Regions from separate parts of the Homo sapiens genome. Here region 2 is linked to region 1. A link is a loop called in an ENCODE intact Hi-C map of the cell type or tissue named here. Cell type or tissue: K562. All regions are shown on one strand. Links, peaks and the distances in the headings refer to the core of each region. The heading gives the core; the rest is flanking DNA.

Region 1 (15,773 bases), core at 3,678-11,677:
ACTGGGGTGAACCACTGTGCCCAGCCTGGAGATAAAGTCTTGAAGGAGATGATCAAGCTAAAACGAGGTTGTCCATGGGTGGGTGCTAATCCAATTTGACTGGTGTCCTTATAAGAGAAAATGTGGACACACAAGAGAGACAACAGGTGTGCATGTGCAGAGAAAAAACTGTGTGGAGGCAGCAAGGAGGCAGCCATCTGCCAGCCAAGGAGAGAGGCCTTGGAAACCAGCCCTGCTGGCATCTTGATCTGGGACCTCCAGCCTCCAGAACGGTGAAAAATAAATTCTTGTTGTGGAAGCCGCGCAGTCCACAGACTGGTATTTTGTTATAGGAGCCCTAGCAAACTAATCTAAGAAGACCCAGGGCCCTATAAATTTAGCGCTTGTTTCCCTCCCTCTTGGGAAAAAGATGGTAATAATCAATTGTGACTGTAAAGTCTAGTTCTCACGTAAGTCACACCACTGCCTGTGTGACGTGTTCCTTTCTCAGAAAGCTACATTTCCCAGTATGGCCAAAGTTCCTTCCTAGGCAGAGGTTCCTAGGAGAAAACCTCTGCCCCCAAGTGCAGCTTGCTCCTTCATGTTTTTAAAGCACAGAGAAGATCCTGCCCATTAAATTTATACATTCACCAGGCCGGGTGCGGTGGCTCATGCCTGTCATCCCAGCACTTTGGGAGGCCAAGGCAGGTGGATCACCTGAGGTCAGGAGTTCAAGACCGGCCTGGCCAACATGGTGAAACCCCATCTCTACTAAAAATACAAAAATTAGCTGTGCATGGTGGTGCGCACCTTTAGTCCCAGCTACTCAGGAGGCCAAGGCAGGAGAATTGCTTGAACCTGGGAGGCGGAGCTTGCAGTGAGCCGCAATCGCACTACTACACTCTAGCCTGGGCGACAGAGTGAGACTCCATTTCAAAACAAAACAAATTTATACATTCACCAATTCACAAGTTTGGAATGCAGGCATTGCTAAATTGTCATCTCGGGGCTGGGCCCTTCTCCGCTCCCACATATTAGAAGTGCTCACCCCGCAGAGACACAGTGGGCTCAGACCAGCTTGGATGTATGAAAACGTGTTTTCCACCCAAGCAGAGGGAAGAAGCAGTGTGGAAATCTCAGGGCTGAGTCTGAGTGCTCTCTGCTCAAAGGGCTTTAGCAGGTCCTGTCTCCACGTGCTTTCATACCCCACTGCTTGTTGCAGAAGAACCAGGCAACAGCCTGGCCTAGAGAAAGGCTTTGTTTTGATAGCAGTTATCATTTCTATCAAATATCCCTCTTCAATATTGCAACTCTTCCTTTATGTTCAACCTCAGGGCTTTCTCACTTGGAACTCCTGTCCTTGGAGCTTTCTACTCTAGAATGAGCTTTTGGTTCACCAAGCTCAGGGTTCCAGAATCCAGACCCCCAAATCTCAGTTGTGGAACCCAGACCTCCGGGTCTTGTGTTCTAGAAATCCCATCTAGCAGCAAAACAGACTGGGCTCCTCCTCTTCTCCTCCACGCCCCCACTCCGCCTTATTCCCAATGTCCCCACCAGAGATTACAGTGGCTTGAATGGCTGCATGGGTGCCCTGGGTGGCATCACCCTCACCCCAGCTCTGGGGTTCCCTTGGCATCTTCCTAGGGCCAGCTACCGAGGCCCTTACCTTTCATGAGGATGTCCTCTGTCAGCGGGAGGCCATAGGACTTACAGAGCTTCCAGCATTGCAGGTAGACCAGAAAGTTGTGCCTGCGGGCCGAGTCAATGAGCTCCCTCATATCCCCGTGGATGGTGGACGGGAGGCAGTGCTCATCAAAGTGCCGATTCCCACAGCGCACCAGGTGACATTGCTCCGTGTACTGGATGGAGGGGATCGTGAGCTGCGAAGGAAGCAGAAAGGGGCTCGCCCTTCTCTCGCCTGTGTCCCTCCTCCTGGCCAGAAGAAGGAAGATGCAGTGCCTCATCGACCTCTCCCCTGCGAGGTCCCCATGAGGGGTGATGGCAACCAACGTCCAGTGGGGCTGCAGTTCCGGTTCTGAAGTCAGTGAAGACTTCAGGTTCAGAAGCTCAGGTTCTGAAGTCACAGCCCTGTAGACGGGTGTGCAGGAGTGCACACATGACTGTGTAACATATATGGTAAAACACAGTACACATGCCCTAGAGGCGTCCTATTGAAAAAGGACATTCGCGGGGCCACAAGATGGCTCACACCTGTCATCCCAGCACTTCGGGAGGCCGAGGCAGGAGGATAACTTGAGCCCAGGAGTCCGAGATCAGCCTGGGCAACATGGCAAAACTCTGTCTCTACAAAAAAATTAGCTGGGCATGGTGGCGCGCGCCTGTAGTCCCAGCTTCTCAGGAGGCTGAGGTGGAATGATGGCTTGAGTCCGGGAAGTTGAGGCTGCAGTGAGCCAAGATCAAGCCACTGCACTCCAGCCTGGGCAGTAGAGTGAGACTGTCTCAAAAAAAGAAAAGAAAAGAAGAGAAGAAAAGAAAAGTGACATTTAAATTAGGAGTAGCCATCTGTGACCTTGAGGTGAAAGCCATGAGCTAAGATAGGAGGAGGCTGGCGGAGCAGGTAGCTGCTTTTGTTGGCTGCCACCACCTTGTTTTTTAACAAGGAAAAAAAAACCCTAACTTTTAAAGCTTCTAAAACCAGAATCAGCAAAGACCAGCCCATGAGCCAAATCTGGCCCACCAGCTGTTTTTATAAAGTTTTGTTGGAGCACAGCCACACTCATTTGTTAAGGTGCTGTCTGTGGCTGCTTTCCTGCTGCAACACAGAGCTGAGTAGTTGCGACAGACAAGACATGGCTCACCAGGCCTAAAATGTTTACTATCTGGCCCTTTACAGGGGAACTTTGCTGGTCCCTGCTCAAACATTTTGGGTTTTCTTGTCATGCAACTGAATCAAATCTTAGTAGATATAGCACTTAGCAATATCTGCCATTTTATTATATGTACAAATACAAATATTATAGGTATAAATACAAATATGTATTTTTAATTATATATATATTTGTGTTTATTTATTTATTTTTTTTTTTAGAGACACGGTCTCACTCTGTAGCCTGGGCTGGGGTGTACTGTGCAGTAATAGCTCACTGCAGCCTTGGCCTCCCAGGTTCAAGCCATCTTCTGGCCTCAGCCTCTTCAGTAGGTGCAGCCACAGGCACATGCCACCATGCTGGCTAATTTTTTAAAAATTTTGTGTAGAGACGGGGCCTTGCTGTGTTGCCCAGGCTGGTCTCAAACTCCTGGCCTCAAGTGATCCTCCTACTTTGGCCTCCCAAATTGCTAGGATTACAGGCATGAGCCACTGCACCTGGCCTGTATATAATTTTTTTTTTTTTTTTGAGACAAGATCTTGCTCTTTCCCCTCGGCTGGAGTCCAGTGGTGCGATCTTAGCTCACTTCAGTCTCAACCTCCTGGGCTCAGGCAGTCCTCTCACCTCAGCCTCCTGAGTAGCTGGGACCACAGGCACATGCCATCACCCCAGGCTAACTTTCTAAATTTTTTGTAGAGACAGGATCTCCCTATGTTGCCTAGGATGGCCTCGAACTCCTGGGCTTAAGCAGTCCTCCTACCTTGGCCTCTCAAAGCGCTGGGCTAACAGGTGCGAGACACCACTCCCAGACTATATTATATATGAATATTTATATGTAGTATTGTATTGATGTTGTCTGCCTCCCTTACCAGACTGTCAGCTTCCTAGGGGCAGGGACTGTTATGCTTACTATAACACCCGGAAGAGTGCCTGGCACATGGTAGGCTCTCAATAAATGTTTACTGGACAAGCTAATTCATGCAATCAATCCTTCCTTCACTTGCCATGTATTTCTGGAGAGTCTACCCAGTGTCAGGCCCTGTGCCAGGTGCCTGGATTCCAGCTGTGATGAAAATGCAGGCCTGGTCTAAGGATGAAAAGTCATAATTAAAGAATAGGGAGAGGGGGACGTGATAGTTTCAGAAACAGGATCTTACTACATTTTACAAAAACCTCAGGAGGCAGGTATTGTTCTTATTTTACAGATGAGGGACGTGAAGAAGGGGTGGTTGTAGAGGCGAAGACCCCCCTCCCCAGGGTTCTGCAGCCAGCGGGTGGTGCTGCTGCGGTGATCTGAACCCCAGCTGCTCCAGTCCCCAAGCCGCATGCTCTCCTTGGGCTGGCGAGGTACCTTGTGCTGTCGCTGCCGCTCGCGGTACCGCTTGCCCACTTCCTCCATCTCCTCCAGGGTCATGGGCCGCGTCTCCATCTGCGTGTCGACTGCAGGCACCGTCAGTAGGTCCACTTTGGGAAGCTGTGGGGCTGAATCCACCTCCTGCTTCTTGAGCGGACCCTTCAGGGAATCTCTGTGCTTGGCCAAGATATAATCTGGAGTCAGAGGGAAGAGATGAAGGAAGGAGGGACTAAGAGGGTGCCCAGCCACGGAACCTGCCAAGCAGTTATCCAGTGTCACCCAGCAGGCACCAGGCCACCCCTCCGCTCCCTTCCCACACGTCTGGGCAGTGCCCACCTAAGCCACCTAAGCTGTACCTTAGATGTGGCCCTCCTCTCCATCTCCACTAATGGCGTCCCTTACTGCACCAACCCCAGCCCTCTGGTTGCCATTCTCGTCCTGTCACCCTGTCTCACCAAGCAGCAAATAGGATCTTTAAAAAATATAGAGTATAGCCAGGCGCGGTGGCTCACGCCAGTAATCCCAGCACTTTGGGAGGCCGAGGAGGGCGGATCATGAAGTCAGGAGATCGAGACCATCCTGGCTAACACTGTGAAACCCCGTCTCTACTAAAAATACAAAAAATTAGCCGGGCATGGTGGCACGTGCCTGTAGTCCCAGCTATTCGGGAGGCTGAGGCAGAATTGCTTTAACCTGGGACCTGGAGGTTGCAGTGAGCCGAGATCGTGCCACTGCACTCCAGCCTGGGTGACACGGTGAGACTCCCTCTCAAAAACAAACAAACAAAAAATATAGAGCAGGGTACTTTGGGAGGCTGAGGCGAGTGGATCAGCTGAGGTCAGTAGTTCAAGACCAGCCTGACCAATATGGTGAAACCCCATCTCTACTAAAAATACAAAAATTAGCCGGGTGCAGTGGTGTGCACCTGTAGTAGTTACTTGGGAGGCTGAGACAGGAGAATTGCTTGAACCCGGGAGGTGGAGGTTGCAGTGAGAAGAGATCACACCACTGCACTCAAACCTGGATGGCAGAGCAAGACTCCATCCCCCCCCAAAAATATATATACACATATATAAAGCAGGGTGCAGTGGCACGCCTGTGGTTCTAGCTACTCAGGAAGCTGAAGTGGGAGGATTGCTTATGCCCAGGAATTTGAGGCTGCAGTAAGCTATGATCACACCTGTGAATAGCCACTTCACTCCAGCCTAGGCAACATAAGGAGACCCCATTGCATGAGTCTCCTTATGTTGGATATGTGTAGATGGATGGATAGATAGATAGATAGATAGATAGATAGATAGATAGATAGATAGATAGACAGACTGACCGACCGACCAGATCGCCTCATTCCCTTGGCTTCCCACAGCATTTAGACCAAAACCCAGAGTCCTCTCCCTGGGCTACAAGGCCCTGCTGTACCATCTGGCCTCAGCTGCCTTCCCACCTGGTCCATGGCATACCATTCACCCTTCACCCATTCCACCCAGCCACCCTGACCACCTTCTGTCTCTTGCAAGCTATCCTACCCCAGGGCCTTTGCCTTCACAGTTCTATCTGCCTAGATTGTGCTTCCCCCAAGACTAGTTCCTGTCAATCACTCAGATGTCAGCTCCAATGTCTGCTTCTCAGAGAGGCCGTCCCTGACCACCAGCCCTTTAGGTGCAAGCTCATCGAAAGCTGGGGCTTTGGCTGGCCCACTGCTGTGTTCCCAGTTTCTAGAAGTGGCACATAGTAGTTGCTCAACAAAGATTCCAATGAATGAAAGAATCCCATTGTCCCTGCCCTGGTTCAGACCTTCATCGTCTCAAGCTGAAATAATATCCTGACCTTACCACCTTCTATTGAGGCTGTGAACAAGTGGCTCAGCCTCTCTGAGCTCCAGCTTCCTCCTCGTAAAGCAGGAATAGCAATCCTGACCTCTGCGGACATAAAGGATAAACTGAGATCATTCTGCAAGAATGAAGAAGAGCTACTGCAAGAAGAACTACTGGAAGAAGGCACCCCTGCCAAGACGCTCAAACTCTTGCCTCTTTAGACAAAGTGAGAGACACCCGGACAGAGCAGGAGCACCGTCATCTGGGACAAACACCGCCACTTTAAGTTCCAGCTCCCTTTCTAGCCTCATGCATTTCAAGGAAATCACTTCTCTTCTAACTATAAGCAGCCAGAAAGAGCAGACAGTAAAACACAGACAAGACAGCTCAGGCACAGAGGGAGGTCGGGGGAAAGTCTCTTGGGTGACTGCCAAACTTCACCCTCATACAATGGGCCCCAGTAAAACTGTGGGCCTTAATAAGCACATTCCTTTCCCTTCAGGTGCACTAAGATAGGGAAGCTAAAAGCAGACTTGGGGGATATGCCTGCAGCTGCAGAAAGATGTATGGAAACAGACACGCAACTCTGCCTCCCAGATAAACACAACAAAGAGACAGAGAAGCAGTCCAAGCCTCTGATAAACTCTTCCACTGTGAATCCTTAAAAACTCTTAGTCTGTAAGAGAATGTGGCTCTGACCTAACTCAGCCAGCAGCCCCTCTCAGGTTTGTTTTCTCTAAAATAAACCTGTCTTTGACTATTGAGCCACCTTTCCTGTTTCTTTCCTCTTTCTTTAATTCTTACACACCCCAGTCTACCTATCTTACCCACTATTGCTCACCAGGGAAAAAGAACTCAGTGATGACGCCAAAGTAGCACCATGAGAGCAAAGGTCTGCTGCTTGGCTTTGTGTTTACTTACTGGGAAATAACAGGACCCAAAATATCTCTGCTGCGAATATGCATCACAGCACACTGTGGTCATTGAAATGACTCACAGCCAGCTACACAGATAATGATAAGCTTGGTAATTTATAACAAAAAGGCACAAAGAGTATCAGAGGGAAAGCAGCCCAACTTGAGGTGACCTTAAAAATGTGCTGGACATAAAGGAGATTACTACTGTTGGGGTGGTGACACATGCAGGAGCGACTGTTGGGGTGCTGAGCTTCCCTGAGCTCTGAGAGAGGCAGAGACCCTGCTTGGGAGGTGATAGTTTCTCTGCAGGGCAGCTGGTTGAGACTGGACATTGAAAATCTCCTGGAGGACTGAGGAATGGATGCTCTGAGCTGCCTGCTGTCCCCAAATGAGCCACTCCAGTGAGGATGCTGAGTAACTCCTCTTGGTGTGACTGTAAACTCCAACGGCCTCACCCCAGATCTTTACCATTGTTAGGAAACCCCTCCACTGCCTCCTCCAGGGCTCCTGTGTGACTCAGGGAGGACAAGGAAGCCCCAAACATGCATGAGATTAAGTTCCTGCCAACCTGGTAGATGGGAACAGAGCAAGATTTGTTTCATTTAGAAAAACAAAGCTGTGGCTATGTTTGGGAAGGGTGCTAGAATGGGTGGGTGGTTGTAATGGTTCTTTTTTGTTTGTTTGTTTACTACAAGAATGGTACTAAGATATAAAGAAATATTATACAATGCACCTTTGTGTTGTAGAGTAAATTCACAGCCAGAGCTTTAGCAAGTCCATTTCTAATTTGCCTCTGTGCCTTGTCTGGACAGATGTGGCCCCACAAATGTATTGCTTGGCAGATGGAACTTGAGCCATGTACAACCTTTACAACTGTTGACAGCAACCCTGCCATAATACCCCTGATAGCAGAATACCAAAATACACTTTCCAGTAAACTGTAAACATGTGCTAATTCTGGTTCTGAACAAGAATTTTATCAATAAGCTATGGATTAATAGTGAGGAGGCCTTGGACCCACACACACATAAATGTCTCTGGAAAGGCTTGCCATTTGGGTCAGTTCTCAGCCTCTCAGGTGGGCTCTGGTGGGCTGAGTATCCTCCTCTAAGAACAAGGGCTGGGACTCATTTGTCTTTGAATGGACACAGTGGTAGCTGGGCACTCAAGGGAATATCTACTCCTTAGTTAATCTCTGGGCCTGAAAATTTCCAGAGGCTTGGCCAAACCACAGTCGGCCAAAACTGGGGAACACACTGAGGAAGTGAGTTTGGAGGAGAGGCCAAGGCTGCCTGCACCATGCTTGCTCCCAGGACGGGGAGGTGGAGGCACAGGATGGGGAGGGGTACGCACGCTCCCTTGCAGTGGCCAGGCTGCTCCTTTGCTGAGCCATAGACCACTGCTTGTAGGTATTGGCCAGGATATCCATGGTGATGGTGTTGTGCTTCCCAAGAGAGCTGAGGTAGATCACTATATCCTCCACCTCTTGGTTCTTCAGAGGGACTCCGACCTGAGGAGAGAGAAGACCTTCAGACTAGCAGGCTCCCATCCAAACATCCTGCTCTGATGGCCAAGGCCTTACCAGCCTCCTCAGACCCCCATCCTGCTTCCAGTTTCATCCTCAACCACTCCCTACTATACCCAAGGTCCCTGCTGCAGCTCAGAGCCCTTTCCCGGTCCTTGAATGAACTCTGCACTTTGTTACCTTTGCCTTTGCTCAGGCAGTTCCCCTTCTCTGCCTGAAAAACTCCTATCCCTCCTTCAAAGTCCAGTCCAGATGTCACCATCTTTATAGAGTGGGTTTCTTCTTCCTCTAGGGTCCCACCCCACTTCCTACCAGTCTCAATGGCAGCATCTACCATGCTGGATACGAAGCATGATTTCACATGTGGATCATCCCTATACACAAGTAACACATAAATCTCCCTTAATTCCTGGAAAATGGGATCAAGAATACTATACTCCTCATTCTTTTAAGGACGATGAGCAACTCTGGAGGTGTATAATGCTTGCCAGCAACATTGGATATTCAAGAAGAAAAGTTTTAAAGGAAATATGATTTTGTTCTTCAGTTTCTTTAGACAATAGTCATTGTTCACTGAACTTTACTCAAACTCCTGGCCTCAAGTGATCCGCCTGGTTCGGCCTCCCAAAGTGCTGGGTAAACAGACATGAGCCACTGTGCCTAGCCTTGATCAGAACTAACTTGATCAGAGCTAAGTAAGATCAGAACTCTCCTGGTGCTGGCTGGACGTTGTGCCTCACGTTTGTAAACCCAGCACTTTAGGAGGCCCAGGTGGGTGGAATGCCTGAGGCCAGGAGTTCGAGACCAGACTGGCCAGCATGGTGAAGCCCCATCTCTACTAAAAACACAAAATTAGCCAGGCATGGGGACACATGCCTGTAATCCCAGCACCCAGGAGGCTGAGGCAGGAGAATCCCTTGAACCAGGGAGAGGGAGGTTGCAGTGACCCAAGACTGTGCCATTGCACTGCAGCCTGGGTGACAAGAACGAAGCTCCGTCTCAAAACAAACAAACAAACAAACAAACAAACAAAAAAATGAACTCTCCTGGTGCTAAAGAATGTAATATTTAAACTTTTGGTTATGGAGATTAAAGACTATTATCTTTAAATGCTTTGAAATGTTGTTGAGATAATTACATGTCATAAAACATGTGTGAGAAAACTGATAATAATTTAAAACCACGAAAGACATCACAGTCAACTCCCTAAAGTTGTTTAAGGTATTTGTTGTCGTTGTTTGGGTTTCTTTTAAGTTGAGATCTTGCTCTGTCACCCAGGCTGGAGTGTAGTGGTGTGATCATAGCTCACTGCAGCCTCTAACTCCCGGGCTCAAGTGATCCTCCCATCTGACCCTCCCATGTAGCTGGGACGACAGGTGTGTACCACCACACTGGGATAAGTTTTTTAATTTTTTGTAGAGATGGGGGTCTCACTGTGTTACCCAGGCTGATCTCAAGCTCTTGGCCTCAAGCAGTCTTCTCACTTTGGCCTTCCAAAGTGTTGGGGGATTACAGGCATGAGCCAGCATGCTAGGGTAAAGTATCTTGCATTCAAAATGTATAAAAACGTAATTCATCTAGACTAGGGTTAGCAAGTTAGCAAGCTTTTTCTATAAAAAGTCAGATAAGGCCAGGCGCAGTGGCTCATGCCTGTAATCCCAGCACTTTGGGAGGCTGAGGCAGGTGGATCACAAGGTCAAGAGATCAAGACCATCCTGGCCAACATGGTGAAACCCCTTCTCTACTAAAAATACAAAAATTAGCCGGGCGTGGTGGTGCACGCCTATAGTCCCAACTACTCGGGAGTCTGAGGCAGGAAAATTGCTTGAACCTGGGAGGCGGAGGTTGCAGTGAGCCAAGATCGCACCACCGCACTCCAGCCTGGTGACAGAGTGAGACTCTGCCTCAAAAAAAAAAAAAAAACCAAAAAAAAAAAACCCAAAACCAAAAAAAAAAAAAACTAAAAACAAAAAACCTCAGATAGTAAATATTTTAGGTTTGGCTAGCCATATGGTCTGTGTCATACTGCTCAACTCTGCCATTGTAGCATGAAAGCAGCCATAGACAATTCAAGGATGAATGAGTGTGGCTGTGTTCCAATAAAACTCTATTTAAAAAACAGGAAGCAGGCTGGACTTGTCTCTTGAGCCACAGTTTGCAGACCTCTGCTAGGCCGATACAACTTTCCATGATGATGGAAATGTTCCACATCTGTGCAGTCCAGTAGAGGAGCTACTTGCCACATGTGACTACTGAGCACTCAAAATATGTGGCTGGTGTGATTGAAAGACTGGATTTTTAAATTTATAATTGATTTAAATTAATAAATAGCCAGTGAAAGTAAAAGTGTGGTCCATAGACCAGTACTACAGGCATCACCAGGAGCTCGTTAGAAATACAGCATCTTTTGATGACCCACAGATGTGCTGGGTCAGAAGCTGCATTTCGACAGGACACCCATGTAACTTATATGCCAGTGACAGTTGGAGACACTCTACCAGCTTTCTCTGATCTTAGTTTTGGGGTCTGCTGTGCAAGACAGGGATTCTCCAAGGTAGCTGGCTGGTTATGAGGTGGACTCCACAGACTTTCCACTCAGGTGGGGGTTTTCAAGGTCAGACTGGTGCGGGGCAGATATTGAGGATCTGATTTGGCCACAAGTTAATCCATATTTTCTAGCCTTAATAAGTAATAAGGCTGACAGTTTGCACTCCTTGTGTCTACTTCTCAGTTGAACCAGAACCCAGCATGGCGGGGGAGGGGCGGGGGTGGCAAAGAGGGAGTACATGTACATCCTGCCCACTTAGGCCCATCCAGAGAAAGCAGGTGGCACTTACTGCCTTTACAGCCGCGATGAACTCCTCCCTGGTGATTCTCTGGTTCTCACCCTGGCCCACCTTGTGAAATATCTCCAGGATCTTGATCTTGCGGCTATGCAGGTAGGAGTACATGACCGACAGGGCAGGGGGCTCGGGCAGCTGGAGCTGGGGCACCATCTGGCGGGACAGCCGGGAGAGCCTGGGGGCTTTCTTCTGGAAGAGGTGAGAGGGTAGGGCAGAGGAGAGAGTTCAAAGGAGACAGGCCAGGCGGATGCAGTCCCCAGAGTTAGGGACTAAGGAGAGGACGAGCAGCTCTAAATAGCAGGATAGAGTACAAAGGGCACTGGGTTCAGGGCAACTGTGTTTGGCCACAAAATGCCTGGGAGACTTTGCTTCTCTGAGCCTTGGTTTTCTCATCTGAAAAACACAAGGCTTGGGCAATATAGGAACTAAAATTTCATTCTTATCCACATCTCTCCTGTCAAACCAGTCAGTATGCGTAATCCCACTGGTCTGGTCTCTCAGTGCACCAAAACCTATACCCTTCCCTGGAGCCAGGTGGAGACTCCCCATCCCCGCCCCCAGCCTTTGCATCTGCTATAGGCCTCCTGCCTGGAAGACTTTTCTCTCTTTCTCTATCTGTCCAAATCCTCCTTCTCCAATTCCAAGTGAAAGGGCATATTTTGTAATGGATGATAATCTTCTACCTTGGTGCAGCACTGGGCAGTTTACAAAGGGCCTTCCCATTCCCTAGGGTATTGTTCCTCTGTGCTCCTCCCAGGGTGCTTATTATAATAGAGACCCACCTCTATTAATGGCCTGTAGCAAACTGTAGAGCCATTAATCCTATGTGTCTGCCTCTCCCACTAACATGTGAACACCTTGTGCTATGGCTTAATGTTTGTCCCCTCCAAAATACATGTTTAAACTGAACATGACTTTTGTTAAGCCACTTGGCACATGTGACTATTGAGCACTCAAAATGTGGCTGGTGTGATTGAAGGACTCCATTTTTAAATTTATAATTAATTTACATTATTAAATAGCTAGCAAAAGTAAAAGTGTGGTCCCGTGGACCACTACCACAGGCATCACCAGGAGTTCGTTGGAAATGCAGCATCTTTTGATGATCCACAGATGGGCTGGGTCAGAAGCAACTTAATACTGTTATCAACATAATGGTATTAACAGGTGGGGCCTTTAAGAGGTGATTGGGTCATGAGGTGTCTGCTCTTATGAATCCATTAATTCATTTATGGATTAATGGATTAATGGGCTAAGGATTAATTGGTTATCATGGAAGAGGGCTCGTTATCATGAATGGGATCAGCTAGAAAAGCCAGTTTGGCTCCCTCTCGTGCACCCCCTCACCCTGAGATGCCTTCCACTGTGTTAGGATGCAGCACGAGGCCCTCCCTAGAGGCCAACCAGTCAAGCCTTCAGATGACTGTGGCCCAGGCCAACATCCTGACTGCAACCTCATGAGGACTTTCAGCCTCCAGGACTGTGAGCCAAAAAAAACTCTCTTTTCTTTATAAATTACCCAGCATCATGTCTTCTGTGACAGCAAGAGAGGCCAGGCTAAGACACCCTGGAAGTAAGACCGTGTCTTATTTACAGTGTATCCCCATCTCCCACCTTTATACTGAACAAAGCCCAGGCCGTAGGAAGACAGGCAGTAATTGTTTGCTGAAGGAATAAATGATCCTATGAATTAGGTATGAGGTACTACCTAATTCACAATAAGGAATCAGGCTCAGAGATGTGAAAGGTTTTCCCAATGCCACACAGCAGGTAAGCAGTACAGCTGCATTTCTAACCCAAGTCTAGTTCTTATTCTTAGACACTATGCTGCTGGCAGAAGAGGGTGTGTTAGACCCATGAAATTAGGATTTGGGCTATAATAACAGCAAGGACTGACCCTGAAGTTTCCGGGCCAACCAACCCAATGGACACTTGTGAGATTACAATAATAATACAGATGGAAATCATGTTTGAGTGCTCACTATGTGCCCAATAGCGTCCTAGGCACCTTATATAAATGAATGCATTTAGACATCATAGCGACCCCAGGAGGTAGGAACAATGGTTGTCTCCATTTTATAGATGAGAAAACTGAGACCCAAATGGTACAGCTAGGAAGTAGCAGAGCTATGTTTAAACCCAACTTATCTGTCTTCTTATCCCAAGGAAATGTCACAGAGAGAGAATGAGTTGGTAGTACCCTTATCACTTACTATCACTATATGTTTGGATAAATGTTGGCCTCACTGAGCTTCTATTTCCACATTTGTAAAAGGGGGATCCTCCTTTTCCTCCCAACCTCACAATCGTCATCCTCACAATAGCTTGCTACATGGAACCCTCAGCAAACTTGTGTCAATGAACAAATGAATGAACAATGGGTATTTTAAATACCCCATAAGATGGACTGCCAGGATGATCCCTTTTGGGGTGATTTTAAGGTATGTCCACAAACTCTTCTGCTTCCCTCCTTTCTAAGATGGAGTCTTCTTTCCTTCTTGAGCATGGGTAGTACTCAGGGACTCACTTCTGACAAAGAGAATGTGGTGGAAGTGATAGTGTGGAACTTCTGAAACTGAGGCCTTCAGAAGCTAGGTCTGAAAGGGCAGCCTCTGTCTTGCTCTCTTTTTTGGACCCTTCACTCTGGGGGATGCCAGCAGACATACTGTGAGGACACTTAAGCAGCCCTATGGAGAGGTCCATGTGGGGAGGAACTGAGGCCTCCTGCCAATAGCCACATGGGTGAGCCAGCTTGGAAGCAGATCCTTTTGCCCCAGTCAAGCCTTCAGATGACTGTGGCCCAGGCCAACATCCTGACTGCAACCTCATGAGAGACTCTGAGCCAGAGCGACCCAGCAAAGCTACTCCCTGATTTCTGACTCTAGAAACGGTGTGTGATCATAAATATTTGTTGCTTTCAGTCATTTGGGGGTGTTTGTTATGCAGCAATAGATAACTAGACAACTAATACACCTCCCTCTCAAGACTTCTGTTTGCTCCTCTGTGAAATGGTGTGAACTATCCCTATCCAGCCTAACCCAAGGGAATAAAATAATGATGCATCCCTAAACCCTTGGTGTCTTCATCTGGCAAATGGGGCTGCTCACCCTGGTGGTCCTGGTAGTTGCCTGGGAGGCATTTGGCTGGGCACTCTGCTCCTCGTGGATCATGTGTAAGACCTTGGCCTCTGAAGGCGTGATGCTGGGCTTGTTCTCCAGCCACCTCTTTACATCACCAAAGGACTCTAGCTCCTGCCGCAGCTTCGACCTCTGGCTCAGCCAGGTCTTCCTGTCCTCTGGCTGCTCTTGGATATCTCTAGCTTCCAGAACTTTGAAGCTGGGGATGGGCTTTGGGGGAGCCTGAGGTTGGGATGCAGGATTAAGGGGTGTCTGATCCTCCTTGCGAGGCACCATGATGATTCGCCGGCGGGTCTGAGGCAGGCGGAAGTCCTTCTGCTGGAACTGCTTGAAGCAGTGGGCAATGACCGGTTCAGGATCAAAGACGGGAGCATTTTCATTGATGGGAGTCTTAGACGGGCAGAGTCCTTGGGGTAAGAGAGTTAAAAGATGAGTTTCTCTCTGGAAGAGGACTGAAAGGAGCCAGGAAGGAAAAACACTTTTGCTCCAGGCTGGGCAACAGGGCCCTGGATCCCAGGCCAGGCTTTATCATTGTCTTGCTGTAATCGTAAGGATAATTTCATCTAATGTTACCGGGTGCTCCCAACAGCAGGCAGCAAGCTAAGGGCTCTATATGCTTTCTCTTATTTCATCTTCTCCATACCCAGCCCCCAACACCTCCCATTGGCAATCAGAATGAACTTTTAAAGATGCCAGTCTGATCTTGTGTGATCATCTGAGGCAGCACAGTATTAAGAGCAGAGGCTTTGGGGCCAGAACGTTCTTCGGTCTGAGTCCTGGCCCTGCCACCTACTGGCTGCATGATCTTGAGCAAACCACCTAACTTCTCTGTCTCAACCTCCTCATTGGTAAAATGGGCATAATGATGGTAACCTATTTTATCGGATGGGAGTGATGTTAAAATCAGTCAATTTATTAGAGTTGCTTTGTACATAATATATCTGCTATTATTGGTATATACTCACCATGCACTCATTTTGAAGCCCTTCCATGACTTTTGATAACCTTAAAATGAAGTCCCGGGCCCCTCTTCTGTCAACCTGTCCCCCTAATCCCTTGCTTCTCTTCCCTTACTATGTCCTGGATGCCTGGGCTTCTCTCTGTTTGCTGAGTGGTCCAAGCCTCATCCTGACTAGGGGTTGGCACGTGCTCCTCCCTCTAGCAGGAGTGCTCCCTCCCCATCCACACCCTGGGCACTCTTCCTTATCCTCCAGGTCCCATCTTTGCATCACAACCTGCACTTTCCTTCAGACCACTTATCACGACTGGGTACAACAAGGGCTGAAAACTGGTGGCCCTCATGCTGAATGAGGGCTGAGGTCTTGTTTTGTTTGACAACTTGCTTGATATTTTTCAATCTGAGCTACTTTGGGCTG
Region 2 (15,773 bases), core at 3,874-11,873, 87 kb before region 1:
AATGCCTTTGCCACTGGCCCCTACCAAGGCTCTGACCGCAGCTCCCCAGCTGAGCACTCAGCCTCATAGCCTTTTTTGCTGCCCACACATACCCAGAGGGTTCTCAGGACCTGGGACTTGCTGGGGTGGCCCCATGGCTGGCTCCTTCCCTGGCCGGCCTCCCTAGACCCCTCCCTAGGGCTCCTACCAGAGCACCCTCCCTGCCTGGCTCACAGCCCCTGCCATCTAGTATGTCCGTTGAGTTGTGGGCTGTGAGCTAAGTGCAGGGTGGGGGAGGTCATGCTCCTAGCTGTACCAAGGCGGGGTGGACACAGTGCGCTCCCGACACAGACACACCTGCAGCAGCAGCGGATGGGAGGATGGGGGTCAGGAGCTCCTGGCTGGGCTCTGACCCGGGCTGTCCTTCAAACGCTGGGTGTGATCCCTTCCCCACCACCACTGCCCAGCCTCAGTCTCCCAGTTTGTATAAAGGGGCTGGATGTATGGAGTCTGAATGATCCAGCTCGACAGTCTGATTCTGGGCTTCCAGACACACACTCACCATTCACACCTACAGTTCACACACACAGACACCTACTCACTCACACTCAGATTTACCTTCACACACGCTCACCATTCACAGCCACAGTTCACACCCACAGACACCTACTCACACATATTTACCCTCACACATGCTCACCATTCACACCCACACTTCACACTCACACTGATACCTACTCAGTCATGCTCACACACACTCACACCATTTACACTTACAGTTGACACACGTACACATCACCTACTCACACACAATTTACCCTCCTACTCACATGCTCACACACCATTCACATAGTTCACATTCATACACACACCTACGCATCCATTCACACATATATGCACACACACTCATACCCACACATTTATCCTCACACATACCATTCACACCCACAGGTTCACACACATTCACCTACTCACACCTGTCATCCTCTCATTCACATGCTCACAAAATGGTCACACAGTTTACCCCTCACACCCACACACTAACCCATTCACACTCACAGATTCGTACACATACACCTACTCAGACACATCATCCACCCATTCACGTGCTCACACACACATGTTCACACAGGCATGTGCCCTTCACACTCATAAGCTCACCATCACATACCCTTCACACCCACAGGTTCACACACGCATTCACATGCTCCCACTCACTTCCCTCACACACATATGCTCACTGATTTACACAGCCACTCGCACTTATACATACTCGCTCACATTCACACAGGCTCACCCATTCACACACACTCGACACATTTACCCTCACATTCACCCACTCACCATTCCCACTCACCAGTTCACATGCACTCACCCAAGCTCACACTTGACCACGGACACACCCTCAAACATAGGTGCTTACACACAAGCCAACACACACTCACCTAGCCATTCATACTCACGTGCACCTATACCTTCACACACATCCTCACATACCCACACAGCTCTACACATACCCACTTTCTTACACATTCACACACATACCTATAGACACATTCAAACACACCCATTCTCACATCCTCAAAAACACCTGTGGCCACTTACTCACTCACACACAAGGTCGATGCCAACTGCAGGGAAAAACGTGGTGTCAGCCAGGGTCTGGCTGGAGGCTCCCCCTGCCCTCGCCCTCTCTGTCCTGTCTTGTTTCTGCCCTCATGTTCTGGGGACCTCGAGACTGACACACACAAACACACATGCCCATGACAGAGGCCCCAGAATCTGGTGGCACCTCGCAAAGCTCAGGCTGCAGTGGGCAGAACCCCTGGCCACCGAGCCAGCTGCAGGGCGCTGCCTCCCTGACCAGACACAAGCTCCCAGCACACACCCCTGCCCACTCCTCATCATCTGCTGGGAGGTCAGCGACCGCACCTCTGCTCCCAGACCAGAGGAAACAACCCTAGAACCCAAGGGGCCAGGACGGTGACACATCTGAGCAGAGAGCCAGTGCCAGTGCATAGAAAGGACACCTGTCACCACTCCATGGGACAGCAGGACTGATGTGCCCTGCACTGACCACGAGGACTCGAGCCCTGTCTAACGCGAGTCCTGCTGGCTAATGCCACGTGCAGGCAGGAAGATCAAAGCAGTGACACGTCCCATGTGATGGGGTTGGAGATACTTATGCCTTGAATTTGAATGTTTTCTCTAAGAGCATATATCTATATATCTATATCTATATACAGATATATATAGCTTTCAAAACATAACTTTTAGAAAAAGAAATGTTAATGAAATTCAAATCTGTATTCCAGAATATTCCAGAATTTATTGTATTTTCTTTTCTCTATTTTTTCACTATTGGTTTTTGTTGGGCTTTTTCCTGATTACAAAAAATGCATTGCTATGATGGAAACCTCAGGAAATAACAGAAATCATAAAGACTGTGATTTAAAGTAGGCCACTAGAGAGTAACGTTAAAAGTAACAGAATGAGGCCGGGCGTGGTGGCTCATGCCAGCACTTCGAGAGGCCATGGTGGGAGGATCACTTGAGGTCAAGAGTTCGAGACCAGCCTGGCCAACATGTGAAACCCTGTCTCTACTAAAAATGCAAAAATTAGCTGGACATGGTGGTGTACACCTGTAGTCCCAGCTACTTGAGAGGCTGAGGCAGGAGAATCACCTGAACCCAGTAGGCAGAGGTTGCAGTGAGCCGAGATTGTGCCATTGCACTCCAGCCTGGGTGACAGAACAAGACTCTGTCTCAAAAAAAAAAAAAAAAGTAATAGAATGGACGAAAAGCCACAATCCTATGGAAACACCAGAGGAATGCACCCAGAAGTGGGGGTCTCATGTAGCTTTATTGTGTACTGATAAGTACTTGTCTTTGGTTGCCATGGAAACGTCAAGATGTTGGGATACAGGGTGATGGGGATGTGAATTTCCACCTCCTGCTGGTTCCACACAGGCACCCATAGTGTGTGGACCCCTCTATCCTACAAGGGGTGAGGGTGCCACACATCACTATGACAACCATGTCATCAGCAGTCTTTCCCAGTCACTGGACCCCCACCCCTCCCTGGGGATCAGGCCACAAAGGTGGATTTTGTGGGAGAGTGGAGAGGAAGTTTCCAGACACCCTGCCACCCTCTCGTTCTCCACAGGGATGGCTTTCCGTGGCTTTGCTACAGCCACTCCTGGAAGTGCTGCCTGACTGAATCCTCAGGGCACCCCGGCAGGATGGACGTGGTGTACCCCCTACTTTACAGATGGGGAAACTGAGGCTTGAGAGCTAAAGCAGCCCACCCAGCTCCCAGAGATGAGGAGGCCGACTCTGGCAGGAGTCACTGTCGGTGCATGGGCATTTCTTCCTGTTACAGCCTGCGGCCCCTTCCAGGCCGGGAGGCCTTCTGCGCAGGGTAGGAAAATGGGAACACCCAGGCCGATTTTCCGATCAGCAAAGCTCTGCTCCCTAAGGCTGATGGGCTTCTTAAAGACAAAGGAAAAAAGAACCCAGGATGTAAGTAGCCCAAACAGGCAAAGGGACACTGGTGGCCCAACTCGACCCATGGCCCTCCTGGGCTGACATTTCTGCCTACAGAGGAGGGCTTCATAGGCCAAGGCACGACGCAGGGGAGACACCAACTTGCCTGGTCCACCACAGAGGTGAGGGCCGCGTCAATGGCCATCTGTCCCCTCTTTAGTGCCCTGACGTGATGGTATGACCCATTCTGGGAGGCCGAGAGCACCTCAAAGAACTCAGCAGGAAGCACAGTTTCAATTCAGAAGTTCTGGAAGGCGAGGCAGGACAGGTGAGAGGTGCTTCTGGGGTGACTCCAGAAAGTCAGAGTTTGGGCAAGAAGCTACAGAACTGAAACCAGCAGCCGGGCCAGGCCAAGGGGCCCCCTGGTGTTCAGCAGCCTCCACTAGCAGCAGACGGGCAGGTCAGGCCCTGGAACAGAGCTCTAACCACTATGGCCTTTGTCCCCACCCAGGGCACCCTCCCTGCATGGCCCGATGACCTGCACTCCTGTTTCATCTCCCCGTGTGGCACCTGGGGCAGCTTGGAGCCTACCAAGGTCTCAACAAGGAACCAGTAAATACCAAAAAAAGGACATCACGTCCCCTACAGCTAACTGCAAATGGTGACCATCCCAGCCCTTGTTTGATAACACAAGCAAAGCAATGGCTTCTTCAAGGACACCGAGAGGAACCTCACCTCTTTCTAAAACCTCCAACACAGGGCCAGGCGCGGTGGCTCATGCGTGTAATCCCAGCACTTTGGGAGGCCGAGGCAGGTGGATCACGAGGTCAGGAGATCGAGACCATCCTGGCTAACACGGTGAAACCCCGTCTCTACTAAAAATAAAAAAAATTAGCCGGGCGTGGTGGTGTGCGCCTGTAGTCCCAGCTGCTCGGGGAGGCTGAGGTAGGAGAATAGCGTGAACCCAGAAGGTGGAGGTAGCAGTGAGCCGAGATCACTCCACTGCACTCCAGCCTGGGCAACAGAGCAAGACTCCATCTCAAAAAACAAACAAACCTCCAACACCACCTGGAAGGGCCTGGAGGCACTCACTGATGAGCCTGGAATTTCTCACAGGGGACAGAGAGGTGGCCAAGGCTCCTGCACATTTCCCCATCTGTCTGACACCCCTTTCCAGAACCAGAAAGCGTGCTGAGCTCGGCCTCTGTCACGCAGGGTTCCAGGTATTTCTGGGGCTCAGCAGGGAGAAGGCCAGGACGTGCTCCCTGACTCTCGGCAGGGCGGGAGAAGAATGAATCCTCTGAGGTCCCCAGCTTGGGGAAAAGGGGGTGGGAGAGTGGCGGGCAGAGACCTCCTCCGTATCCCCCTCTCCTGAAGCCCTGCCGCTGTGGCAGCCCTACAGGGACTACAGGGCTCCAGCCCTACAGGGACTCTGCGGTGGGGCGGGTGTGCAGGCTCACAGGCTCTGGAAATGCCCCAGGATGCCTTGGCAGTGTCTCCCACAGACCCAGGAGCGCCACTAGAAACAGGACCCTTCCTCAGTCATCCTGCATGGGGGCTCCTGTTGCTTTGGGGGCTGCTTTCCAGCAGCTGCGTCAGACAACGACCCACCTCATCCCCCCAGCCAGGACCTGAACAGGCACTGACGTCAGATACGTAGACCTTGTTGCTGAACTTGTCAAAAACTTCAATGGTGATTTCATACAGGCGGCCGGTCTCCAGCACCCACCTATCACCAGGGTGAATGGTGAACCCTAAAACAGGCAGGGGGAGCCTGAGCACTCAGGCCTCAGGGGCAGCAGGGTGGAGGAGGATGGGACCACCACCCTCAGCACAGGGGCCCTCAGCATCCACATGGGAAGCCCCACTCCACCCACCTGTAGGCCCCACACCACCCACCTGCAGGCCCCACACCACTTACCTGGAGGCCCCACACCACCCACCTAGGGGCCCCACAATTATGGCGCTGGCCTCCTCCACAGAGAGGGACCTGTTGCTGAGGAACAGATGCCTGATGCCGCCTTCAGCCCTGAGTCCTGAGCTGACCTCCCGAGGACCAAACCTGGACTCATCCCATTCTATCTGAACAAGGCTCCTTCAAACTTGTTCCTGTTCCTCAGTGGGTCTACACTCAGAATCCTAGCAGCTCTGTCCTTAACACACAGCAGGTCTATGCTCTGAAGTGATAATAGATCTATAGTGTTCACAGTAGAACTAGTCTGAACCTTCAGGGGGTCTGTGCTCTGAGGAGGGATGGACATAGACTCCAAGAAAGTGATGATTCTGGAAAAGGAACGCGTTGTTAAAGTTTGTTGATCAAACCCAGACACAAGGTCTGTCAGAATCTACCACAGCATTCCCTATCAGCCCCTCCCACTGGGGCCAACACTGAAGAAATAAGGGGTGTCCCGTTAGTCAGGGCTGGGGCTACCTAGAGACATGTCCCTGCAGCTTCCTACATCAGATCTGCCCATGTCCTTGTGAAAAATGCAGATGCTTGGCCCCTGGCCCAGGCTGTGTCTGCAAGAAGCCTGGGAAACTCCATTTTATCCACCTGCATACGTGATGGAAACACTGACATGCAAGACCAGCCGCTGAGTCCACACAGGAACAATGAGGCCTGAGAGATGAGGCAACAGGCCCAAGAACACAGCCCAGCCGAGGCCGGACCAGCAGCGCCCTCGCCTCCCTGAGGCTGCCTGCTCCTGTCCCACCTCCCTGGCCTACCACCCAGCTCTGGGGAACGATTCTCCATGACTGGTCCCTTAGCCCTGGGGACCGGACGGCACCACGTCTCACTCTCCCCAGATCCCAGCTTGGGGAGATGTCGGGGACGTGGTGTAGCATGGAGTGTGGGCTGCTGGGCAGGCTGACTTCAGGGATCCTTCCCACGCAGCCTCCCACTTCAGCCTGCATTTACAAACGAGCCCACTGTTCCCCTGCACAAGAGCAATCTGCCGCCATGCTTCCATCTCCCCAGCATCTGCCGGTGCCGGGCCACGCCGTAATTTATTTCCTCGCCTGGTTACTCTAGGTGTCACATGTCAAATTGACCACAAATCCAGGACAATCCAGCTCCAACCTGCCTTGGTGTCTGGGATTTCTGTTATCATTCGGCTCAGGTGCAGAGCTGCCTGGAAGCTTGGGGGGCCTGACATGGCAGGGGACGGGGCTGTCAGAAGGGGACAGGGAACCAGCATCCCCTCAACATCCAACATGCGCCAGGCCCAGAGAGGGGCCCTGAGCGGATCAATCTGCCGAGCTGGGCATGGGATCCCCTCCAGCTCTGTTTCCCAGGGCAGGAGGCTGAGGCTCAGGTGGGTAACGTTCCCTGGCTAAGGCCACAGGCAGGAAGTGACAAGGCCAGGACTGGAATCCAGGTCTCTGACTCTCCGGCTCGTGGTCATAGTTTTACAAAACACCAGAAACTGCAGAGCTGGTCCAGAAAGCTCTGCCTCCAGGAGGGCGACTCAGCTCTCAAAGGCATCAGGACGTGAGGACGTCTGCCTGGAGTCACCGTGAGCTGAGTTCTGGAGAAGGTTGTGATGGAGGAACCACCACGTCCCCATCATCCCCTACGGCCCAGAGCTGGACTTTAATGGCGTAATTGTGGGCGGATCACGAGGTTAGGAGATCGAGACCATCCTGGCCAACATGGTGAAACCCCATCTCTACTAAAAATACAAAAATTAGCTGAACGTGGTGGGTGCCTGTAATCTCAGTACTCAGGAGACTGAGGCAGGAGAATTGCTTGAACCCGGGAGGCAGAGGTTGCAGTGAGCCGAGATTGCGCCACTGCACTCCAGCCTGGTGACAGAGTGAGACTCCATCTCAAAAAAAAAAAAAAAAAAAAAAAAACCAGAAGATGGTAAACTCCCCAACAAAGGACTTATAATTACAAAGGGGTGAGAAGGTGACTTCCCCAGATCAGAAGCAAGTGGAAGAATGGAGTCTCACTTCGGTGATATTCCTGCCAAAGACGCAGTGCTCAGAGCCTGGCCATGAGGGAACAGCAGATAAACCCAAAATGAGAGCTGCTCTACAGATAACCAGACTGTCCTCTTCACAAGTGTCACGGTGTCCAAAGTCAAAGCCCAGGAGGCTGTCCCGGGCTGACAGAGACTAAGAGAAACAGGACACATGCGGCAGGTGACTCAGGGCTGGGGTTTTTCTTTTTGCTGAAAGGGATAAAACTGGGACAAATGGCTGGGCACGGTGGCTCATGCCTGTAATCCCAGCACTTTGGGAGGCTGAGGTGGGCAGATCATGAGGTCAAGAGATCGAGACCATCCTGGCCAACATGGTGAAACCCCATGTGTACTAAAAATACAAAAAGTAGTTGGGCGTGGTGGTGCACACCTGTAGTCCTAGCTACTCGGGAGGCTGAGGCAGGAAATTTACTTGAACCCTGGAGGCAGAGGTTGAAGTGAGCCGAGACTGCACCACTGCACTCCAGCCTAGTGACAGAGGGAGACTGTCTAAAAAAAAAAAAAAGGGCTGGGCCAGATGTGGTGGCTCATGCCTTTAATCCCAGCACTTTGGGAGGCCCAGGCGGGCAGATCACGAGGTCAGGAGATTGAGACCATCCTGACTAACACAGTGAAACCCCGTCTTTACTAAAAATACAAAAAAAAATTAGCTGTGTATGGTGGCGCGCGCCTGTAGTCCCAGCTACTCGGGAGGCTGAGGGCAGAAGAATCGCTTGAACCCGGGAGGTGGAGGTTGCAGTGAGCCAAGATTGTGCCACTGCACTCCAGCCTGGGCGACAGAGTAAGACTCTGTCTCAATTTAAAAAAAAAAAAAAACCGAGACAAATGAGCAAACTCGAATGAGGTCTGAAGATGGTCGGCATCAGTGTTCGTTTCCTAGCACCATAACTGCACGGTGGCCATGCAGGACAACGTCACTAATGGTCGTAAAGCACTTGAAAATCATCAGGGTGATGGGACATGAGGCTGGCAACCGGCTTTCAGGTGAGTGAGGGAAACCTCTTTTTGGACTGCGCTGGCAGATTTTCTACAGGCCTGAAGTTTCTGCAAAAGGAGACTCAAACATGAAAATGAAACTTTAAAAAAAGGCATCGTGCTCTTTAAAAATCACATAGCAAAACTAGAGGCAAGCAGCACAGTCAGACCTGGGGCCTGCACCAGCGCCGGCCAAGGACCGGTGTAGCTCTGCTCCTGCCCTGTCCCACAGGTGGCAGCACTCGCCGTGCAGCCAGTGAACCCTGGACTGGAGGCTTATGCATCTCAGGAACTGAACTGCTCAATTTCTTTTCTTTTCTTTTCTTTTTCTTTTTTCGAGACAACGGAGTCTTGTTCTGTCGCCCAGGCTGGAGTGCAGTGCTATGATCTCGGCTCACTGCAAGCTCCGCCTTCAGGGTTCACGCCATTCTCCTGCCTCAGCCTCCTGAGTAGCTGGGACTACAGGTGCCTGCCACCATGCCCGGCAATTTTTTTTTTTTTGTATTTTTAGTAGAGACGGGGTTTCACTGTGTCAGCCAGGATGGTCTTGATCTGACCTCGTGATCCGCCTGCCTCAGCCTCCCAAAGAGTTGGGATTACAGGCATGAGCCACTGCACCCGGCCAAACTGCTCATTTTCTAACTACACGTAAATAGCCCTGGGGCCCGTGGCTCCCACATGAGAGTGCAGATCCACATGGATCTGAGTTCAGACTCCAGCTCTGCCCTCCCCGAGCTCAGACAAGCGGCTTGGCCTCTTCAGGTCTCAGCCTCTACGACTACTCAATGGAGAGCACAGTGGTGTGCAAGCTCACGTGGCTGCTGGGAGGATAACACAGGTCAAGAAGTTTAAGGCATCCATCTCACAATGGGTCTGTCTACACCACTGTGGGCGACTTAGCCTGTTACACCTGAGACCGGCGGGCACAGCTGGCCCATGCCCCAGCAGAAACCTGGCTGCCCTTTAACTGGTCCCCCAGTTACGAGGACAGAACATGAAGGTTCTGCTCCAAGTCCTGAAAGTACAGAGGGAGGGGCCGGGTGCGGTGGCTCACGCCTATTATCCCAGCATTTTTGGAGGCCGAGGCAGGCGGATCACGAGGTCAGATCCAGACCATCCTGGCTAACACAATGAAACCCCGTCTGTACTAAAAATACAAAAAATTAGCCAGGCATGGTGGCATGCGCCTGTAATCCTAGCTACTCAGGAGGCTGAGGCAGGAGTATCGCTTGAACCCAGGAGGCGGAGGTTGTAGTGAGCCGAGATCGTGCCATTGCACTCCAGTCTGGGCAACAGAGAGAGACTCCATCTCAAAAAAAAAAAAAGAAAAGAAAGTACAGAGGGAGAGGGCCGACTTCTCACCCAGCACCCCGCACTCACTAGATGGACTTTGCCTCCAAGATCAGGTATCTGCCTATGAGAGAGTTGTGTCTCACCAGATTCCTTCCCCTGGAGGTCAACACCCAAAAGTCAAACCAAAATCTTTTGTGTATCATTCCCAAGAGGTGAAACATAATCAAAGGCTCTGAAGTTTGCTGTGGCAAAGGCAGGAAAGATCTGGTGCTTTGAGAAAGACCATCTTTAAATACTATGATGGCAAACACAGCACACTCAGAGCCCAGAGGCACCATCTCTGTATGCCGTTAAAATACAAAAAGAACAAATCAGATTTTACACATTTATTTCTGATTTCACAGCTCCCTTCCAAGGCTTCATAGCCTCAAGTGTAACCCTCGTGCTCCCCAGCAGCCTCTCCCATTGGGTCCTACCTGGAGTGGAGTCCCCTACCTCCCGTCTTCATCCTCACTGCTGCGTGCACCACATGGTGTCCAGGGGCCACAAACATCAGCAAGAAGGGTATTCCAGAGAGTGACTCACCCATCCCTCCTACTCCATTGAGGTCACATTAGATGACACAAGATCATGCTTCTCTGTCCTCTGGGCTCTCTTACCCTCCCTGGGCTCTATGGAGTTCGAGACCATCAATGAGGCGTTGCTGACAATTGTAAACCATCAAGTGAGAAGGTCTCCTTTCCTCCTCTCACTTCCCCATTTTTGCTGCAATGTTACAGCTCTCGCTACAGACTTACCTACCTGGAATTCTAACCGTGATGGAAACATTGTGAGGTAGATGAGCTCATTCAACAGACCTGGGCTGGGCTCAGAACAGCTACCCAAGTGTTCTGTGCAGAGGGAAATGCTCTCTGTGCTGTTGAGTGCTATGGTCAGTGGCAAATAACTCCTAGGGACACATGAAATGTGGCTGTTGAACACAGTGTTTTCTTGCACTCTAATTAATTGAATGGATTAATTAAGTTAGTAATAAGGAGCACCTCCCGGTAGTGACTGCCACACAGAAGAGCGCAGCTTCAGAGATATAAAGATGAAGAAGACATGATTCTTCTACCCTGGTGTTTCCTTGCAGAGTAGGTGTCTGCTCTGATCCAATCATCCATTTATGGGAGCTTCCTGGGCACAGGTACAGGGGCCAGGCCCTCTGTGAGGCCTGGGGATGCTGCAACGGGGAGGACAGCATCCAGGTCGAGGGTTCCCAGCAGGGGCTGCACTTGTACACAGAGGTGAAAAGCACGGACCAGCAAACCCTGTCCAGACAGGATCAGAGCAGCAGGGACAGAGGGGATGGGGACAACTTACTGTCTTCAGGAGCCCACGCTCATCTCCTCTGACCCTGGATCAGAGCCCGAGAAAGCACCTGGATTAGTGTGGGGCCCAACAGGCTAGACAGGGTGAGGATGAAACCCTTCCATGCCTGAGCTAGATCTCAGCCCAGCGATGTGCTTATCAGAACCTCTGGGAGGACTAAGTTGGGCTGCCCAGGGCTGAGCTCTGGGATGACAAGGAATGAGGAGGCCTCAGTTCTTGCCCTGGCAGTGACCAGCCATGGCTAGGATTCACTCTTGCTTAGATGGAGCACAGAAATCACTGTGCAAATGGCTGTGGCTGGATTCAGGTGATGATGGCGTGCTGACTCTTCTGAACTTTAAAACCCTGGAATCCATCCTCCCCCTCCCATCCACACATGGCCTGGACACTCTTGTGACTTCCCTCAGCCCCTCTGTACTCCTCCCTCTTCAGGTCCAGCCCAGGGCCCTGAGCCCTGCCTTCTCCCATGGAGTCCATGGGTGGCTGTCTCGGAACTCCTAGAGCTCTTGGTCTTGGTGTCACTCATTTGAACATTTAATCCCTCACAGCAGATGTCTCTTCAGGCACCACTGGGAAACTGTTCTAGACAGTGAAGGTTCTTGGAGAATCTTAGTATGAGAAACATGTTCCTTCTGGGGAAAGTGATATTTTTTCTAAATTGAGCAGTCTCACTTATTTTTGTTTTGTGGAGAAAAATTTTGACACCCACAGAGCAAGCAGATTCTATTAAAACAAACTGTGTCACACAGTATTCATCATCAAAGGGATTCTGAAGCCATGATTTTGCCTCATGTGATATTTTATGCTTACTTCAACAAACACCTTGACTTGTTTCCTTGAAAAGGAGTTCAGAAGCAACAAGAACCTATTTCAATTAGTGGGTCCTACCAGGCCGAGTGGGGATCGCCCTGCAACCCCCGTGGCTGAGTTTATCTTTCTCCACCTTGCAATGCACACCCTACTGTGTCCTCCTCCTAGGAAGGAAGCCACGTCTCCACCCTGAGGCTGGGTCCCTGAAGAAGCCCCTTGTTTCTCCTTCATTCTATAGTGTGTGTTGCTCCACCACCCAGAAGCCATGATTGGTGTAAGTAACGGGAGAGATTATGCACATGGAAATGGAATTACCTATTTTCGGCCACATTATCTGAAGTGGAATAGTAGACCTCAGTTGAGAAAGCTGGAGGGAAATTGCCCCAGTTTGTCTAGAGTCTCCTCGTTTCTCGGAGTCCTCCCAGAACTAAGTGAGGGGCTTACTGTAGAAAGAGGCCCAGCCTGGCAGTCCTTGTGTTTACGATGGGGAGGGTTAATTCTGAGGCTTCCTGTAATAAAAAGGCTTGGGGAATGTGGAGACGTATAAGGATGAAGCATCAATGGGGAGACTCCTCCTCCTTGAAATCCTAAAGTGTTTGAGGAGCAAGGACTCTGGGGTTCCTGCAGTTTCTGTCTTGGCAAGTGTTCCACACAGAGGGGCTCAGGAACAGGATTAAAATCCCAATTGATGCCAAACTCATAGTAGAAGCTTAGAGTCTCTCCCAGGAAGTAGATAGAGGTGGGAAGAAAGTGCATGGGATTCGGAATCAAAGGGTTAATCTAAACCTGTCACCTAATGGTAGTATATTTTATTCTATAGATCAAATAATTATTTGAATTTTATAACAATACTCAAGACATGCAATTCTTGTTTAATGTATTAAAAACATTTAAATGTTTGGGAGATCGAGCTGGGAGGATCGCTTGAGCCCAGGAGTTTGAGACCGGCCTGGGCAACATAGCAAGATTCTTGTCTCTTTAAAAAAAAAAAAAAAAAAGCAGGCCGGGTGTGGTGGCTCACGCCTGTAATCCCAGCACTTTGGGAGGCCGAGGTGGGCAGATCACGAGGTCAGGAGATCGAGACCATCCTGGCTAACATCATGAAACCCTGTCTGTACTAAAAATACAAAAAATTAGCCGGGCATGGTGGTGGGCTCCTGTAGTCCCAGCTACTCAGGAGGCTGAGGCAGGAGAATGGCGCGAACCCAGGAGGCGGAGCTTGCAGTGAGTGGAGATTGCTCCACTGCACTCCAACCTGGACTGCCTCAGTGAAGGTGGCAGAAGTCATGAAATACACAGCCATTGAAAATCTCTGGGATGATGAGGTCCAGAGATCTCATTTGAGATCAGGAGTTCGAGACCAGCCTGGCCAACATGGTGAAACCCCATCTCTACTAAAAATATAAAAATTAGCTGAACGTGGTGGTGGGTGCCTGTAATCTCAGTACTCAGGAGACTGAGGCAGGAGAATTGCTTGAAACCGGGAGACAGAGGTTGCAGTGAGCCAAGGTCGTGCCGTTGCATTCCAGCCTGGGTGTCAAGAGCAAAATTCCGTCTTAAATAAATAAATAAATAAATAAAAACTAAAATAAAATCTCTGGGATGATTCCAAGGGCACACAGCAAATGAAGAAGCGTTTATTAAGAAAACCTACTAACACCTGGGAAGAACACCAAGGGCCTGCAGTGTGTGAAATAAGATGCCCGTCCTCCCTGACTCCCCACCCCAGTGAGGGGGGCTCCACTCCAGACTGCTTTCTCCAAGATCACAGGACTCCCTCACCCCCTAGCTCCTGCCTGGGAGATTTGCTTGCTAAGAGGGGCAGAATGTTATCTTTTCTTATCATGCCACCAGCTACCGCTTGCTGAGACCGCTTGCTCAGCCCAGGAAAGTGGGTTGAGAGGTGGAGGCTCTTGTCTTCCACACAGGCCCCACTCATGGGATGGAGGCTCTGCCTTGAGTGCAGCACCCATGAGAATACTGGGGCCCGGCCGCCCTTCCCTGGCTCATGGGGTGGGGTTCCCTGCTAAGAGAGGACAGCCGATGAACACTGGGGCTACTGCCCCATTCACCAAGCACCCAGCTCCTGATGTGCAGGTGTCACCAGAGAGAGATGCACCACTGTGTCCAGCACCATAGCTCTGGCTCAGAGAGTTTGCCTGGGAAAGCAGCAGGCAGAAAACAGAAGGTGTGAGTAGCTTTTGAAGAAACTGACTTCATGTGCAATGGAGCTCGGAGAAGTCCAAGCCTAAGCGCACTCTCCAGAACAGTGGAGGTTGTGCTGAAAGGCAACTGGGAGGCGACGGAGAGTCCAGGAGGTGTGGGCTACACTGGAGGCCGGCAAGTCTGCAAGAGAGAAATGGAAAAAGAGACAGCTGGGAAGAGCTCTCCTGGGGTTAGAACAAACCTTAATATCTTTTTTGACAAAGAACGTAACATCAAAATAGCCGACTTTGGGTTTAGTTCAACATTTGCAAAGAGAGACTGAGAACGTTTAATGGGACTCGCCCTTACGCAGGCCCAGAACTCTTCCTGGGCCATGGATGGGTACCAATGACCTGCCATCAATGTTTGGAGCCTTGGCATCATCGTATGCAAAATGGTGGCTGGGGACCTGCCATTTTATGAGCAGAACTGTAAGGATATACAGAAAAAAAAAAAAACAAAACTTAAAATAGTACTGCTACTTTTTTTTTTATTTTAATGGAAAAAAATATTTAAAAATTCTTCACACTCAACCCCAGGGAGCAGCTTCCACTGGACCAGCTGTTGAGGGACTCCTGAGTCAATAGCGACCAGAAGACATGGTTCAAGCCATACAGAGAGCCACTCCTGGACCTCCCAGGCCCCACAACAACCCAGCTCATAGTGGCCAGGGGATTCTAGGCAGAGCATATCGAGGAAGCGATATTAAAAAAAAAAAAAAGAAGTCATCCCATGGCCACCTACCTAATCAGGGAGTTCAGAAAAGTGCAGAGGAGAAAGGGTTCCAACATCGGAGCACAATCCCTCCTTCCTGGGGGCCCCACCTGTCCTTCCCCATCTGCCACATTTAAGTCAACCTTCCCTGTCCAACCGAGAGGAGGACTCAAAACCAGCCGACCTTTCCCACTTTCTAATTCACAGAAGCACGAACAGGAGCATCCCTGGGAGTCAGGGCAAACCCTACCTGGCCTGGAGATGAAGCCAGCCATTCCCAGCAAAGCCCCCAGCATAAGCCTGTGACTTCACCCTCCCCAGAGCACCAGCAGCTATGGGGGAACCCCCAAGGAGACTTGTCTCAGGGAACCCACTGGGAAGTTGGCTCACTCCATGTGGAAGACCCAGAAGAGGTGACTTGGTCGGAGGGAACCCCCGGGAAGCCAGATGGTGTAACCTCAATCTCTGTGACCAAAAGGAGCCACGGATGCCATTGGCAAAAGATGTTTCAGTTTCATGCTGCAATTATGTTGTTTCTGACTAGCACAAAAAAGTCAAAGGGAGAAATAAGGCAGCACCAGTGAACCCAATGGACAGCTGGGCCGAGACAAAAACCAAGTGGGTGGGGCAGTCGAGCTACACTTCCTGTGTTTTATTACATTTATTATGTTCTTCTTAATATTATTTTAATTGGCAAATCATGCTTGCATTCATTTATGAGATACAGTGTGAGGATTAGATGGATGTGTGCACATTGGAATGACAAAATCACACTACTTAGCATCTCCATCACCTCAGAAAGACAAATTCCGTGTGATGTCCCTGAAGTGTTCATCTAAAAAAGCTGACCTCATAGAAGTAGCGAGTAGATTGATGGTGAACAGGGGCTGAGGAGCAGATGTGTAGAGGGGTGGCAGAGGGAAGAAATGGGGGGGTTGTTGGTCAAAGGACC

Evidence for each region. Peaks named below come from ENCODE experiments on the same cell type or tissue, not always from the same donor. Only the 100,000 strongest peaks of a DNase experiment are listed, where the experiment ranks them.
Region 2: a loop joins it to region 1, with 2.1 times the contacts of the local background. A loop is called at or near these places in 2 of 110 quality-filtered maps.

Annotation. Positions count from the first base shown.
Region 1 is chr3:129,407,000-129,422,772 of GRCh38, forward strand. EFCAB12 (EF-hand calcium binding domain 12) reads right to left here. Exons shown (of 9, transcript NM_207307.3): 2 at 14,368-14,804; 3 at 11,255-11,449; 4 at 8,246-8,402; 5 at 4,159-4,355; 6 at 1,646-1,859. Among named protein-coding and RNA genes, the nearest start is that of EFCAB12, 14 kb to the right of the region's middle. RefSeq lists enhancers at 3,784-4,284, 11,401-11,900. In K562, for the core only: no CTCF peak of the experiment used is centred there; a DNase peak (open chromatin) is centred at 7,052.
Region 2 is chr3:129,320,206-129,335,978 of GRCh38, forward strand. It overlaps H1-10-AS1 (H1-10 antisense RNA 1), which reads left to right. Exons shown (of 5, transcript NR_026991.1): 4 at 3,145-3,399; 5 at 3,976-4,364. It also overlaps the pseudogene NUP210P3 and the pseudogene MARK2P3. Among named protein-coding and RNA genes, the nearest start is that of H1-10, 12 kb to the left of the region's middle. RefSeq lists an enhancer at 8,499-8,558. In K562, for the core only: CTCF peaks have their summits at 3,888 (motif pointing left) and 8,675 (motif pointing right); DNase peaks (open chromatin) are centred at 3,896, 7,506 and 8,646.